Linked DNA regions of Homo sapiens: region 1 is linked to region 2. A link is an interaction called in ENCODE POLR2A ChIA-PET data of the cell type or tissue named here. Cell type or tissue: endothelial cell of umbilical vein. All regions are shown on one strand. Each heading gives the region's core, and the rest is flanking DNA. Links, peaks and the distances in the headings are about the cores only. Region 1 overlaps CERS4 (ceramide synthase 4). Region 2 overlaps INSR (insulin receptor).

Region 1 (7,841 bases), core at 2,019-6,018, 1.0 Mb before region 2:
CATTTTGGGAGGCCGAGGCGGGTGGATCATCTGAGGTCAGGAGTTCAAGATCCGCCTGACCAACATGGAGAAACCCCGTCTCTACCAAAAATACAAAATTAGCCAGGTGTGGTGGCGCATGCCTGTAATCCCAGCTACTCGGGAGGCTGAAGCAGGAGAATTGCTTGAACCCAGGAGGCGGAGGTTGCCGTGAGCCAAGATCACACCATTGTACTCTAGCCTGGGCAACAAGAGCAAAACTCCGTCTCAAAAACAAAAATAAATAAATAAAAAAGGCTCATGCTGGCCAGGCACAGTGACTCACGCCTGTAATCCCAGCACTTCTCGGAGGCTGAAGCAAGAGGATCACCTGAGGTCAGGAGTTCAAGACCAGCCTGGCCAACATGGTGAAACCCCATCTCTACAAAAAAATACAAAAATTAGCTGGGCATGATGGTGGGTGCCTGTAATCCCAGCTACTCAGGAGGCTGAGACAGGAGAATCGTTTGAACCCGGGAGGCCGAGGTTGCAGTGATCCGAGATTGCGCCACTGCACTCCAGTCTGGGTGACAGAGCGAGACTCCATCTCAAAAAAAAATAAATAGGGCCGGGCGCGGTGGCTTACGCCTGTAATCCCAGCACTTTGGGAGGCTGAGGCGGGTGGATCACGAGATCAGGAGATTGAGACCATCCTTGCTAATACGGTGAAACCCCGTCTCTACTAAAAATACAAAAAATTAGCTGGGCGTGATGGCAGGCACCTGTAGTCCCAGCTACTGGGAGGCTGAGGCAGGAGAATGGCGTGAACCCGGGAGGCGGAGCTTGCAGTGAGCCACGATCATGCCACTGCACTCCAGCCTGGGCGACAGAGCAAGCCTCTGTCTCAAAAAAAAAAAAAAAAAAAAAAAAAAACATAAAAAAATAAATAAGTCAGTAAGTAAATATAAAATAAAATTTTAGGCTGGGTGTGGTGGCTCATGCCTGTAATCCCAGCACTTTGGTAGGCTGAGGAGGGCGGATCACTTGAGGTCATGAGTTCGACCTCAGCATGGTGAAGCCTCGTCTCTACTAATAATACAAAAAAATTAGCTGGGCATGGTAATCCCAGCTACTTGGGAGGCCGAGGCAGGAGAATCGCTTGAACCTGGGAGGTGGAGGTTACAGTGAGCCAAGATCGTGCCACTGCACTCCAGCATGGGTGACAGAGCAAGATTCCGTCTCAAAAAAAAAAAATAAGAAAAAAAAAAGTTAAAAGGCTCACATTGTTTGTTTACCGAAATACATTTATTTTCAGAAGACACTTTCTCTCCCTCCCTCTCTCCCTGAAAGAGCAAGCCAGCATTGGCATCACGTGCAGAGGCTAGCCGTGAAAACAAATACAATGAACACAAAACAAAGTGCAGTCTTGACCAGTTCCCGATGTTGGCAAGGCTGCCAGCCCAGGCCCTCGGGCACTCCAGATTCAAGGGGAGGTTACCAAGTGTCTGTTACCATGCCTTGAAGGACACAGCAGCAGAACCAGGTACAGTGGCTCACACCTGTAATTCCAATACTTTGGGAGGCTGGGGTGGGAGGATTGCTTGAGCCTAGCAGTTCAAGACCAGCCTGAGCAACATAGCGAGACCCTGTCTCTGTTTAAAAAAAAAAAAAAAAATACACAGGCCGGGCACAGTGGCTCACGCCTGTAATCCCAGCACTTTGGGAGGCCGAGGCGGGCAGATCACAAGGTCAGGAGATCGAGACCATCCTGGCTAACAGGGTGAAACCCCGTCTCTACTAAAAAAAATACAAAAAAATTAGCCAGGCACCGTGGCGGGCGCCTATAGTCCCAGCTACTCGGGAGGCTGAGGCAGGAGAACGGCATGAACCCAGGAGGCAGAGCTTGCAGTGAGCCGAGGTTGCACCACTGTACTCCAGCCCGGGTGACAGAGCGAGACTCCGTCTCAAAAAAAAAACAAAAAAAAAAACACAAAACAGCAGTGGTAACAGAAGCCCTCAGCCTTGATGCCATGGGAAGGCGGCAGAGATTTCGGGAGGGACCGATTCTGGGAGTTCTCCTGGCAACACAGGCTGCCCTTGGAGGTTGTCCCATCCCTGGAGGTCACTCAGAGGCTGGCTGGCCTCTTGCAGGTGACAGCAGCCAGAGTGGGGAAGCTGGGTCAGAACAGGTAGGGAGGCTCAGCCGGACGCGGTGGCTCATGCCTGTATTCCCAGTACTTTGGGAGGCCGAGGCGGGCAGATCACCTGAGGCCAGGAGTTCCAGATCAGCCTGGCCAACATGGTGAAACCCCATTTCTACTAAAAATATAAAAATTACCTGGGCATGGTGGCACATGCCTGTAATCCCAGCTGCTCAGGAGGCTGAGGCAAGAGAATCACTTGAACCTGCGAGGTGGAGATTGTAGTGAGCCGAGATCGCACCACTGCACTCCAGCCTGGGTAACAGAGCATGGTGCTGTCTCCAGAAAAGAAGAGAGAGGGAGGCTGAAGGTGGAGGGTGGCAGAGACAGGAGCCTCGGGGAGGGGTGCTGAGGTCCGGGTAGGGTATCTTCAAGGGGTGGGGGTGGCAGATTGGGATGAGTATCTGGGGTAGATCTGGGAACTGCCTGCTTGGGCAGGAATAAGGGGACACACAGCCGAGGGGTGGGAGGGGGCGAGGAGAGCCGGTGGGCAAATTCCAGGCATGGAATTCTAAGATGGCATCATCCGAGAGGGAGGAAAACAACAGGGTGAGGGCAGCAGCCGTGGAGCTCCAGGGTCCCCAGGTATGTATCCACTTAACAAATTTTTTTTTTTTAAGAGACAACAGGATTCCACTCTGTTGCCCAGGCTGGAGTGCAGTGGCATGATCATAGCTCACTGCAGCCTCAAACTCTTGGGTTCAAATGATCCCCCTGCCTCAGCCTCCTGAATAGCTGAGACTACAGGCACCCATGCCACTATACCCAGCTAATTTTTTTTTTTTGAAACAGAGTTTCGCTCTTGTTGCCCAGGCTGGAGTGCAGAAGCACAGTCTTAGCTCATTGCAACCTCCACCTCCCGGGTTCAAGCGATTTTTCTGCCTCAGCCTCCTGAGTAGCTGGAGTTACAGGTATGTGCCACCACACCTGGCTAATTTTTTTGTATTTTTAGTAGAGACGGGATTTCACCATGTTGGTCAGGCTGGTCTCAAACTCCTGACCTCAGGTGATCCATCCGCCTTGGCCTCCCAGAGTGCTGGGATTACAGGCATAAGCCACTGTGCCCAGCCCTCACCCAGCTAATTTTAAAATATATATTTTTTATAGAGATAGGGTCTTACTATGTTGCCCAGGCTTGTCTCGAACTCCTGGCCTCAAGCCATACTTGAGCCTCAGCCTCTCAAAGTGTTGGGATGACAGGTGCAAGCCACCGTGTCCGGCCTCCAGGCATCCATCTGAACCTACATGGGCCTGCAGTCCTGCCTGGGTCTCAGAGGAGCTGGGGGCAGTGGGTTGAGACAGTAGCAAACTGTGGACCTCAGAGCCTGCTCCTATCCTGCAGGGTGGCTCAGGCAGCTGGAGTTCTCTGTGAAATCAAGTCACCACCTTTTTTTGCGGGAGATGAAGTCTCGCTCTGTCACCCAGGCTAGAGTACAATGGCACGATCTAGGCTCACGGCAACCTCCGCCTCCTGGGTTCAAGTGATTCTCCTGCCTCAGCCTCCCAAGTCGCTGGGAATACAGGCGCCCGCCACCATGCCCAGCTAATTTTTGTATTTTTAGTAGAGATGGGGTTTTACCACGTTGGCCAGGCTGGTCTCGAACTCCTGGCCTCAAGTGATCCTCCCGCCTCGGCCTCCCAAAGTGCTGGGATTACAGGCATGAGCCACGGCTCCCGGCCTCAAGTCACCATCTTGATACCCATCCACCCAGTGAAGCAAGAAGCCACAGAGAGCCCCTGCAGAGCACACGTCTTCCATCAGCCCTCTGGGTTGGATGGGTTGGCACAGAGAAGGGCCCCCAGTGGGGAGGCAGAGGCTACCTATCGTCCCTTTAAGGACCGGAGGTGTTTGTGTAACTGGAGGCAAAGCACTTCCTCTCAGATGACGGTCCAGGACCGCCCCTCCTCTGGGATACACACAGATGGAGTCCATCCCTCTCTCAGCAGTGGCTCTGAGTACCAGCCTGTCCCTTCCCCATCTCAAGATCTCCTCGGAGGCTCCCCATGGCTCCTGACCTGGCATTCGAGGCCTTTGTGACCTGGCCGAACGCACTGCCCTGTCCTGGCCTCCCTGTCTGCCCTCCCGCAGCCACCCTGACTCCGAGGTTCTCAGCCTAGGGTCTCCACGGGTGGATTCCCAGAGTCTGCTTCAATTTTAGGAATGTTGCTCCGATGCCATTCCCGGATGCCAGGCCTTTGCCTGGGCCGCTCCCTCTAAATCACTGTTCAGCATTCCGTTATCTGATGCCTGGCATGGTTAAACCTTCAAGTGGGCAGCTTGCCTGTGGCTGCCTCCAGGAAGTCTTGAAGACTCCCAGCCTGGGTCAAGAGCCTCTCCTTGGTCATGCACAGTGGCTCATACCTGTAATCCCAGTGCTTTGGGAGGCCAAGGTGGGCAGATCACCTGAGGTCAGGAGTTCAAGACCAGCCTGGCCAATATGGTGAAACCTCATCTCTACTAAAAATACAAAAATTAGCTGGGTATGGTGGCACGTGCCTGTAATCCCAGTTACTTGGGAGGCTGAGGCAGTAGAATCGCTTGAACCCGGGAGGCAAAGGTTGCAGTGAGCCAAGATTGCACCACTGCACTCCAACCTGGGCGACAGAGTGAGACTCTGTCTCAAAATAAAAGCAAAAACAAAAAGAAGGCCAAATGTAGATCCCAGCACTTTGGGAGGATGAGGCGGGCAGATCACTTGAGATCAGGAGTTCGAGACCAGTCTGGCCAGCATGGCAAAACCCCGTCTCTACAAAAGAATACAAAAATTAGCCAGGTGCGGTGGCTCACGCCTGTAATCCCAACACTTTGGGAGGCCGAGGCGGGCGGATCACGAGGTCAGGAGATCGAGACCATCCTGGCTAACAGGGTGAAACCCCGTCTCTACTAAAAATACAAAAAAAATAGCCAGGCGTGGTGGTGGGCACCTGTAGTCCCAGCTACTGGGGAGGCTGAGGCAGGAGAATGACATGAACCCGGGAGGCGGAGCTTGCAGTGAGCCGAGATGGAGTCACTGCACTCCAGCCTGGGTGAAAGAGCGAGACTCCATCTCAAAAAAAAAAAAAAAAACATTAGCCAGGTGTGGTAGTGGACACCTGTAATCCCAGCTACTCAGGAAGCTGATGCAGGAGGATCGCTTGAACTCGGGAGGCGGAGATTGCAGTGAACCGAGATTGCGCCACTGCACTCCAGCCTGAGCGACAGAGCGAGACTCTGTCTCAAAAAAAAATTAAAAAACGAGCCTCTCCTTGCCTTCAGTGTCTCTGATTGTTTTCCTTGTACCCTGGTTAATCTGCCTTGTAACTGCCCAAAGACACGTCTGTCTCCCCACTGAATGAGGGGTCTCTGGGAGGGCAGTAAACAAGTCCAATTCCTGTCTCAGCCCATCACTCACTCCCACTCAGGCCCCAGCCCTAATGTCGCCTTTTCAGAGGGGTCCTGACTGCCCAAAATAAAGTAACGTCTCCTTGCTCTTCATCACATTTCTGGAAAATTCTAGGAGTGGGTGGGAAAGTCATAAATGTCCTGTCTCAGAGTCTGACCCTCTGGAGGCCTCAGATTGGCCCCCAGCTCCTTCCAGACTCCAGCAAGGTCCCCGGGAAGCTGACATGTGTTAAGTGCCAGGTCCCTCTGTCATCTGTACTTTGCAACTGGGGAAAGTGAGGCATGGAGTCATCCAAAGTCATAAAGTAGGGAGTAGAGTCTGGGACTTGGACCCAAGCCTGCCTGTCTCCAGAACCTGCCTGTTACCTGCCACCCGAGGTACGCTACCCCCAACGCCATCCGCCCCCCAAGTCCAACCTCTCAGGCTGCAGCCATAAGGACCCAGGATGGCTGACATCACTTCACATTTATCGGGTGCCCACTGCATACCAACTACACACTGGGATCCCAGCAGAGAACAGAGTAGACAAGAAATTTCACTCCATGGAGCCAATATTCTGGACATGGTGGAGATGAGGGAGTGGCAAAGACTCTATATCTTAATTTTTTTTCAGAAATGGGGTCTTGCTATGTTGCCCAGGCTGGTCTTGAACTCCTGGGCTCAAGTGATCTGCCCAACTTGCCTCTCAAAGTGCTGGGATTACAGGCATGAGCCACCTGATCTGGCCCTGCATTTTGATAATTTGTTTGTTTTGTTATTGTCAGGTGGAGAGAAAAATAAGGCAGGAAAAGGAATGAGGAGTCAGGCAGTGGGGGCTGTAATTTTCTTTTTTTTTTTTTTTCCAAGACAAAATCTCTCTCTGTCGCCCAGGCTGGAATGCAGTGCCACCATCTCAGCTCACTGCAACCTCCATCTCCCAGGTTCAAGTGATTCTCCTGCCTCAGCCTCCCAAGCAGCTGGGATTACAGGCGCCCACCACCACGCCTGGCTAATCTTTGCATTTTTAGTAGAGACGGGGTTTCACCTTGTTGGCCAGGCTGGTCTTGAACTCCTGGCCTCAGGTGATCTGCCCACCTCAGGCTCCCAAAGTGCTGGGATTACAGGTGTGAGCCACGGTGCCTGGCAGGGCTACAATTTTAAAGAGGGAGGTCAGGAAGCCCTCCCTGAGAAGGTAGGGAGGTGAGGGAGGAAACCCTGATGATAGAACATTCTAGAAAGGGGGAAGAGCCAGTGCAAAGGCCCTGAGGCAGGGCCAGGCATCCTGGACTCGAGGCACAGAGAGGTGGCTTATGCCTGCCCTCACCAACATCCCAGATGGAGAAACAAAACCCAGAGGACCACCTCCCTCCCGTCCTGTTACCGTCTGGGTGCCATCACCCTAAAAAGCCCAGCCCCTATTCCCCTGTCCCTGCTGTGGCTCATCACACCTGCCAGATCACAGAGGAGTGCCAGGGACAAGGGATGCCCCCTCCCAGTTTGGACGGGGATGGAGGGGACAGTCCGGGTCACAGTGCCGTGGCTCAACAGAACCTCAGATCTAGGCTCCAGCATCCAAGTGTCTAAATTCCCTCCCAGTGAAGCCCAGGTTCGTGGTGGGAGTGGGGAGGGTGCCCAGGCTCTTGTGGGGTACAGGGAGAGGGGACCGAGTTCTCTCTCTTTTGCCTGGGAAGGGAGCGACTGCAGGCTAGAGGCTGGCCCATCCCCCAGACACACCCGCTGCTTGTTTTTTGTTTTTTTTTTTTTGAGACAGAGTCTTGCTCTGTTGCACAGGCTGGAGTGCAGTGGTGTGATCTCTGCTCACTGCAACCTCCGCCCCCCTGGTTCAAGCAATTCTCCTGCCTCAGCCTCCTGAGTAGCTGGGACTACAGGCACACACCGCTGCACCTGGCTAATTTTTGTATTTTTAGTAGAGACAGGGTTTCGCCATGTTGGCCACGCTGGTCTCGAACTCTTGACCTCAGGCGATCCACCCACATCGGCCTCCCAAAGTGCTGGGATCACAGGTGTGAGCCACCGCGCCTGGCCCTGCTGCTTGGCTTTTGCTGTTTGTCCTCTAGGCCCCTGATCGAGGCTACCATCCCTGCATCCCTAGGGCTCCCCCATCACCTATCTGAGAACGTCCTGGCTCCTCCATCCAGCTCTGGCTGCTTGCCCACTGGCTGCTGCCGTTGCTTCTTCCTCCTCGTCCTCCCCCTCCTCTTCCTTTTTCTCCTCCTCCTCCTCCCTCTCCTCCCCCTCCTCTTCCTTTTTCTCCTCCTCCCCCTCCTCCCTCTCCTCCCCCTCGTCTTCCTCCCTTTCC
Region 2 (7,841 bases), core at 1,650-5,649:
AAAATAAAAATAAAAAAAAAGAAAAGAAAAAGAAAGTAAAATGGCAGGTGCCAGGAGTTGGGGAGGAGGATGAGTGTGACTGTTTCATGGGGGCAGAGTTTCAGTTTGGTTAAGGTGAGAAAGTTCTGGAGATGGGTGGTGGTGATGGTTGCATAGCCACATAAAAGTATTTAATACCACTGAACTATACATTTAAACATGATTACAATGGTGAATTTTATGCTATGTGTATTTTACCACAATTAAAAAAAAAATTGGATTTCCTAGTTGCACTAAGCACATTCAGAAGCCACAGGGGAGAAGTGGCTACTATGTTGGATGGCCCAGATAGAGAACATTTCCGTCATCGCAGAAATTTCGACCAGATGGTGCTGTTCATATATGGATGTAGCTTCTGGGGCCACTTCTGTTCCCTGAGTTTGGCCGGTGGGATCCACTGTGCTGAGAATCACAGTCTGGGGATTTGGGGTGAAGAACACTCCCCAACTTTCTTTCTTATTTTTTGTTTTGTTTCATTTTTTGTTTTGAGACAGAGTCTCCCTCTGTCACCAAGGCTGGAGTGCAGTGGCATGATCTCGGCTCCCTGCAACCTCCCCTCCCAGGTTCAAGCGATTCTCCTGCCTCAGCCTCCTGAGTAGCTGGGATTACAGACGCCCACCACCACACCCGGCTAATTGTTTGTATCATCAGTAGAGATGGGGTTTCACCATGTTGGCCAGGCTGGTCTGAAACTCCTGACCTCAGGTGATCCGCCCACCTTGGCCTCCCAAAGTGCTAGGATTACAGGCATGAGCCACCACAACCAGCCTTTTTTTTTTCCTTCCTTCCTTCCTTTTCTCTCTCTCTTTGTCTCTCTCTCTCTTTTTTTTTTTTTTTTTTGACAGAATTTTGCACTTGTTGCCCAGGCTGGAGTATAGTGGCACGATCATGGCTCACTGCAGCCTCCACCTCCCAGATTCAAGTGATTCTCGTGCCTCAGCCTCCTGAGCAGCTGGGATTACAGGCATGCACCAGCACACCTAGCTAATTTTTGTATTTTTAGTAGAGACAGGGTTTCACCATGTTGACCAGGCTGGTCTCAAACTCCTGACCTCAGGTGATCCACCCGCCTCGACCTCCCAAATTGCTAGGATTACAGGCGTGAGCCACCACACCGAGCCACATTTGCATGTTTAAGTAACTAACATGTCTCCTCCATTAGACCTTGTGCTCCCAAAGGCAGGATCTGCAGCCACTTTTTTCCCCACAGTGGCCACAGTATCTAGATTAGTGCAAGCAAATGTCTGTTGAAGCAATCAGTGGTTTGGGGGCAAGTTACTTAACCTCCCTGTACCTCAGTTTCCCCATTTGTAAAACAAAAAAATAAAGGAGCTAACAGTGTATCTACTTCACATGTGGGGTGCAGCAGCATGCTGGAGTTGGCTTGCTGGAGCCAGTGGTGAAATTTTCAGGCAATTTGTGAGCCATTTGTTAAACATAGATATTCATAAAAATTACATAAACCTACAGTTAAACAAATTACATTAAAAACAAAAGTTTTTAAATTAACAAAGCTTTTTAAAAGTAACAAATACTCAAAACTCACCACCTCCTAATATCATACGATGTTTTCCTATTATTTGTGCTGTTGAGGTTATTTACTACTTTTGTGTCAATAGTAGATACATTTTGTGTATACTTATAAATACTACTTAGAGGAATGCTACTGTGTATCTTTTGTCAGCTTATGTTTAGTAACTTCATGTTGGTGGCCTGAAATCCACCACTGGTAGGAATATTTACACCATGGAAATCGGCAAATGCTATATAAATCTGGGCCTCCCTGGGCCCCTCCCTCAGGCAGCTGTTAAACATTTACAAGCTCACCAATGGTTTGGAGGCTTAAACCAGTTAATAGATGTGTCTGACATGTGGGTAATGATGTAGACGTGCCGCTTTTACTGTTAGTGTTTGGTTGGCTTTCACTGTCTGATCCAGAATTGCTGCATATGCAGACAGGAATTGGACAAAGCCATTTATTTATTTATTTATTTATTTATTTATTTATTTATTTATTTCCCTCTCTCTCTCTCTCTCTCTCCAGTTTGCCCGACCATCTGTAAGTCACACGGCTGCACCGCCGAAGGCCTCTGTTGCCACAGCGAGTGCCTGGGCAACTGTTCTCAGCCCGACGACCCCACCAAGTGCGTGGCCTGCCGCAACTTCTACCTGGACGGCAGGTGTGTGGAGACCTGCCCGCCCCCGTACTACCACTTCCAGGACTGGCGCTGTGTGAACTTCAGCTTCTGCCAGGACCTGCACCACAAATGCAAGAACTCGCGGAGGCAGGGCTGCCACCAGTACGTCATTCACAACAACAAGTGCATCCCTGAGTGTCCCTCCGGGTACACGATGAATTCCAGCAAGTGAGTTCTGGATGTGGGTCTGGGGGGCAGCCGAGAGGAGAAGGAACGTGGGGTTGGTTGTGACGATGCCGCTTGTTAAAACTGTGTGCAAACCCAGGGTTAATTGGCTATGAGTGAGGTCTCTGCTCTCAGATGCTACTTTTGCACCCTGTTTTGGTCCTGGGCTTGGGAGTGGGAGTTGACTACCTTTTTCTCTAAAGGACCAGATAGTATATACTTCTGGCATTGTGCCCACCATTCTTTTTTTTTTTTTTTGAGATGGAGTCTTGCCGCAAGACTCCCAAGCTGGAGTGCAGTGGCACGAACCTGGCTCACTGCAACCTCTGCCTCCTGGGTTCAAGCGATTTTCCTGCCTCAGCCTCCCAAGCAGCTGGGACTGCAGGTGCCTGCCACCATGCCCGGCTAATTTTTGTATTTTTAATAGAGACAGGGTTTCGCCATGTTGGTCAGGCTGGTCTCGAACTCCCAACCTCAGGTGGTCCACCTGCCTTGGCCTCTCAAAGTGCTGTGATTGCAGGTGTGAGCCACCGCACCCAGTCTGGCATTGTGGACCTCAGTTCTAAGCTTTCTGTGGTTGGCTTCAGAACAAGAAAATATAATAAGGACAGAGTCCTTGGTTTTCCCTAAAATCCTCCACGTGGCCTGTCCTCACTGATGTAGCTTCATCATTGTCACATAAAGGATATACCAAGGTCTTTCGTGTCTTCCCTGACCTGTAGCCTGGTGGTGTGCCAAGATTAGCCCAGAACATACTGTCTCCAGGAGGAAGAGACTCGCTTCTGCATTATTCTCAGGGCTTTGCTGTTCTCTGAAGGACAGTATAATCAAACCATTTCCTGCCGTTTGGGTGAGAAATAGCAGGGTTTTCTCTCTTCGACAGAGTCAGATTTCCTACGCACATCGCAGACTTTCTGTTCGTACTGTGAGCTTCTTCCATGAGCTATTTTGGGGCCGTAACTGAGTTGCAAAAATCTGTTTCCTGGTTTTTGTATTGAGGTTTTATGTTTTGTTTTAAAACACACACACACACACACACACACACACACACACACCACAAAACAACACAAAAACAAATCAGAAACAGACACACATCAAGAGGCCTTGAGCTGACCTGCTTACGTAAAGTATCTTCCTCTTCAGACTTGAGAATTAGCCAAGCGAGAGTGTTGGGGTGGGAAATTGTATTTCCCTGGGTGGAGAGGGCGGGAAGGAAAACAAGCTGTAATTTCAGTTCTTATGACTCTTTCTTTGAGTGTTTGTGAAACCTGCAAGTACAATATGTTTTGTTTTGCTCGTTGTTGATAAAAACCTACCAAAAAAACCTTTTGGCTTTATTGACCAAAAGGGTCTATAAATCACCTTTTCATACCAGACAGACTTTTGTTTTAGGTTTTTTTTTTTTTTTTTGGCCAGTGTATTCCCAAGATTGAGGAAATGACCATATTCCTTTTGATTCATTTCTTTCTTTTTAAAATCACAATTGAAATAAAAAAAATGGGTTAATATCTTCTGGCAAGATGTTTGTTTAAAAGACATTGGCCTTAAATAAAAGGCATTTTTCCCTCACCTTAACAATGGCCTGAGAAATATAGCAACCTCCTTTGATTTTCTCACTGATGATGCGGGAGATGCTAAAACAGAAACCCTGAGAAATTGACCGCACATCCTTGGTATCTGGGACCTTTCCTGAACGGAAGAAAACAAAGGAGAGGGGGGTGCATTGTCACCGTATTTTATTGCGTAGGTTTAAAAAAATTAATATTTTTATTTCTGAAGCTTTTAATTAATTAATTTATTTATTTTGAGACAGAGCCTCACTCTGTCACCCAGGCTGGAGTGCAGTGGCATGATCTCAGCTCACTGCAACCTCTGCCTTCCAGGTTCAAGCCATTCTCCTGCCTCAGCCTCCCAAGTAGCTGGGATTACAGGTGTGAGGCAGCAAGCCTGGCCAATTTTTTTTTGTTTGTGCTTTTGTTTTTTTGAGATGGAGTTTCATTCTTGTTGCCCAGACTGAAGTGCAATGGTGCGATCTTGGCTCACTGCAACTCAGCCTCCCGGGTTCAAGTGATTCTCCTGCCTTAGCCTCTAAGTAGCTGGGATTACAGACATCTGTCACCATACCCAGCTAAATTTTTCTTGTATTTTTAGTAGAGACCGGGTTTCATCATGTTGGCCAGGCTGGTCTTGAACTCCTGACCTCAAGTGATCCACCCACCTCGGCCTCCCAAAGTGCTGGGATTACAGGCATGAGCCACCGCACCTGGCCTGAAGCTTTTCTTTTTATCTTATGAAAGACTTAATCGTACTGTGGCATTTTCTAATGTGGTTTGATATCAAATAGGGCCAGATGTTTTCTTCCATTCTGGTGGCTTATCTGGGAAGGAGTTCTTGATGTTTTCAGAGCAGAGTTCTGGGAACCCATGTTAAAAGGCCTTGGCCAGGCACAGTGGCTTATGCCTGTAATCCCAGCACTTTGGGAGGCCGAAGTGGACGGATCATCTGAGGGCAGGAGTTCAAGGTCAGCCTGGCCACCACGGTGAAACCCCGTCTTTACTAAAAATACAAAAACAAAAAAAAAATTAGCTGGGCATGGTGATGCATACCTGTTATCCCAGCTACTCGGGAGGCTGAGGCATGAGAATTGCTTGAACCCAGGAGGCAGAGGTTGCAGTGAGCTGAGATCACGCCATTGCACGTTAGCCCCCAGGCAAGTGTGACAAGAGTGAAACTGCATCTCCAAAAAAAAAAAAAAAAAGGTCTCACCATCTACTGTCGTTCCAAAGTACCTGCTGGGATGTAATAGCACAGTGCTGCTTCCTGAGATGAGAAGGACCAGATATTTGTGATGAATAAATTTTCAATGCGTATGGGGTATCCACTGGGAAGGGGAGAATTACCTAAAATCCTTGATTCTTCTTGGCCTCTCTCACTTCTTCCTATTAAGCTGAGGTCTCAAATTTGTCTACACCTCCATCTATTTCACCATCATGTCTGGTCTGACCCAGTCCCCTTGAACAATCTCTTTGCTCCTGCTTCCATTCTAGTGACACTGGTAAAAAGTGGCCACCTGGGCCAGGCGCGGTGGCTCACGCCTATAACCCCAGCACTTTGGGAGGCCGAGGTGGGTGGATCACCTGAGGTCAGGAGTTCGAGACCAGCCTGACCAACATGGTGAAACCCCATCTCTACTAAAAATACAAAAATTAGCCAGGCGTGGGATTACAGTGGGCGCCTGTAATCCCAGCTACTCGGGAGGCTGAGACAGCAGAATTGCTTGAACCCGGGAGGTGGAGGTCGCAGTGAGCCGAGAGTGTGCCACTGCACTGCAGTCTCGGTGACAGAGTGAGACTCTGTCTCAAAAGAAAAAATAAAAGTGGTCATCTGATCATATGCCATGTCCTTCCCTAAAACCCTCCGGTGGCTTCCCAAGACCAATGGACAGAATCCAAACTCCTCATCGGGAGGGCTCGGCCAGTTCTCATTCTCATTTCATTCCGGTGCCCCCTGGCCGTGGTGGTCGTTACCGCAGGAGCTTTTCCTGCAACTTGCTACATCCGCTTTCCTCTGTGCCTTTCAATTAGCTGTTCCCTCTTCCTATAATGCTTGTCCCTGCATTTGAGAATGATCCACTTTTTCCCCTCGTCATCTAGATGGCAGCTTAAAAGTCACCTCCTTGGCAAATCCTTCCCGTCTGAGTCAATCATCCGTGCACTCTCTGTCACATCATTTAGTTTTAACTCTTCGATTTGTCACTAGCTGATATTTTTGTCTTTTTTTTTTTTTTTTGAGACAAGGTCTTGGTCTGTCACCCAGGCTAGAGTGCAGTGGCACCCACATGGCTCACTGTGGTCTCAACCCCCTGGGCTCAAGAGATCCTCCTGCCACAGCCTCCTGAGTAGCTGGGACTATATAGGCACACACCACCACACCTGGCTAAAAAAAAATTCTGTAGTGTTGGGGGTCTTGCTATATTCCCCAGGCTCGTCTTGAACTCCTGGGTTTAAGTGATCCTCCCACCTTGGCTTCCCAAAGTGCTGAGATTACAGGGCCTGAGCCACTGTACCTAGCCTTTGTTGTCAATTTATTCACTCTCCCCAACCAGATGATAAGCTTTGTGAGTGTATCAGCTAGCTCTTGTTGCGTAACAAAACCACCTCAGTGCTTAGTGGCTTAAAACACTCCTTTAGGAGCTCTGATGATTTCATGTGTTGACTGAAGGTTTGTCTGGCCTGGGCCTGTTTAGCTACGGCTGATGGTTTAGGGGAGCCTCTTGTGTCTTTGATGGTCAGTGGGGGTCTCTCTCCATAAGTCTCTTACCCCAGCAGCCAGGAAGGGCAGACCTCAATGTTCAAGTGCTTTTCAAGCCTCAGCTTGTATCACGTTTGCAAATATTCCATTGGCCAAAGCAAGCCATATGGCCAAGCCCAGATTCAACAGGTGGGAACATAGACTCCACTTCTTGGTGGGAGAGGCTGCAAAGAACTCATGGTCATTTATAATTTCCCACTGGGAAAGCATATTATCTGCTTTGTTCACTCATGTATACCGGCAGCTGAGAACGGGGGTTGGCCAAGGGCCAGATAGTAAATATTTTCAGCTCTCAGGGCCATATGGTCTCTGTTGGAGCTACTTAACTCTGCCTTTGCAGCGTGAAAGCAGGGTTAGACGATGTACTAACCAATAAATGTGGCCATATTCCAATAGGATATTATTTGCAAAAACAGGTGGCCTACTGGATTTGGCTCCCAGCCCACTGTTTGCCAACTCCAGGCTTAGAGCATTGCCTGCCACATAATAAGAATAGAGGCAATAAAAGAAGTCAAACATTTGGTCAGTATTTTGTTTCTGCCTCAGCTGTTCTGCCACTACCTGGGTGTACTTGCAACACCGTTCTGACACCATCCTCCTCCAAAGTTAGCATCAGACGCCACAAGTTTAAGGCTCAGCCCTCCATGAGATTTCCCTTGCTTCAGACACTGGCAGCATCTTGGGGATCCCCCAGCCACCCACACTTCTGACTAACTGGCTCTAAATTGGGGGATTCCCACAAACTGTTTGGGTTTCATAATTTACTAGAAGGAACTCACAGAATGAAAATAAACCTGGCCAGGTGTGGTGGCTCATGCCTGTAATCCCAGCACTTTGGGAGGCCATGGTGGGAGGCTCACTTGAGCCCAGAGGTTCGAGACCAGCCTGGACAACATAGTGAGATCCCATCTCTACAAAAATTTAAAAACATTAGCCAGGTGAGGGGGTGCATGCCTGTAGTCCCAGGTACTTGAGGGGCTTAAGCAGGAGGATCGCTTGAGCCCAGGAGTTCGAGGCTGCAGTGAGCTAAGATTGTGCCAGTGCACCCCAGCCCGGGTGGCAGAGCAAGATCTTGTCTCAAATTTAAAAACCCTGCTATACAATTACAGTTTTATTATAAAGGATACA

Evidence for each region. ChIA-PET counts read pairs that join two places held together with the same protein. Peaks named below come from ENCODE experiments on the same cell type or tissue, not always from the same donor. Only the 100,000 strongest peaks of a DNase experiment are listed, where the experiment ranks them.
Region 1: POLR2A ChIA-PET joins it to region 2 with 7 read pairs; 2 of 35 experiments call an interaction of 5 or more read pairs at or near these places.

What each region holds. Positions count from the first base shown.
Region 1 is chr19:8,214,923-8,222,763 of GRCh38, reverse strand. All of the region lies in intron 2 of CERS4 (ceramide synthase 4), which reads right to left. Among named protein-coding and RNA genes, the nearest start is that of CERS4, 9.5 kb to the right of the region's middle. RefSeq lists enhancers at 2,130-2,636, 7,084-7,585. In endothelial cell of umbilical vein, for the core only: no CTCF peak of the experiment used is centred there; no DNase peak of the experiment used is centred there.
Region 2 is chr19:7,178,880-7,186,720 of GRCh38, reverse strand. It overlaps INSR (insulin receptor), which reads left to right. Exons shown (of 22, transcript NM_000208.4): 3 at 2,084-2,405. Among named protein-coding and RNA genes, the nearest start is that of INSR, 110 kb to the left of the region's middle. RefSeq lists an enhancer at 7,427-7,526. In endothelial cell of umbilical vein, for the core only: no CTCF peak of the experiment used is centred there; a DNase peak (open chromatin) is centred at 3,600; H3K27ac peaks cover 1,581 bases.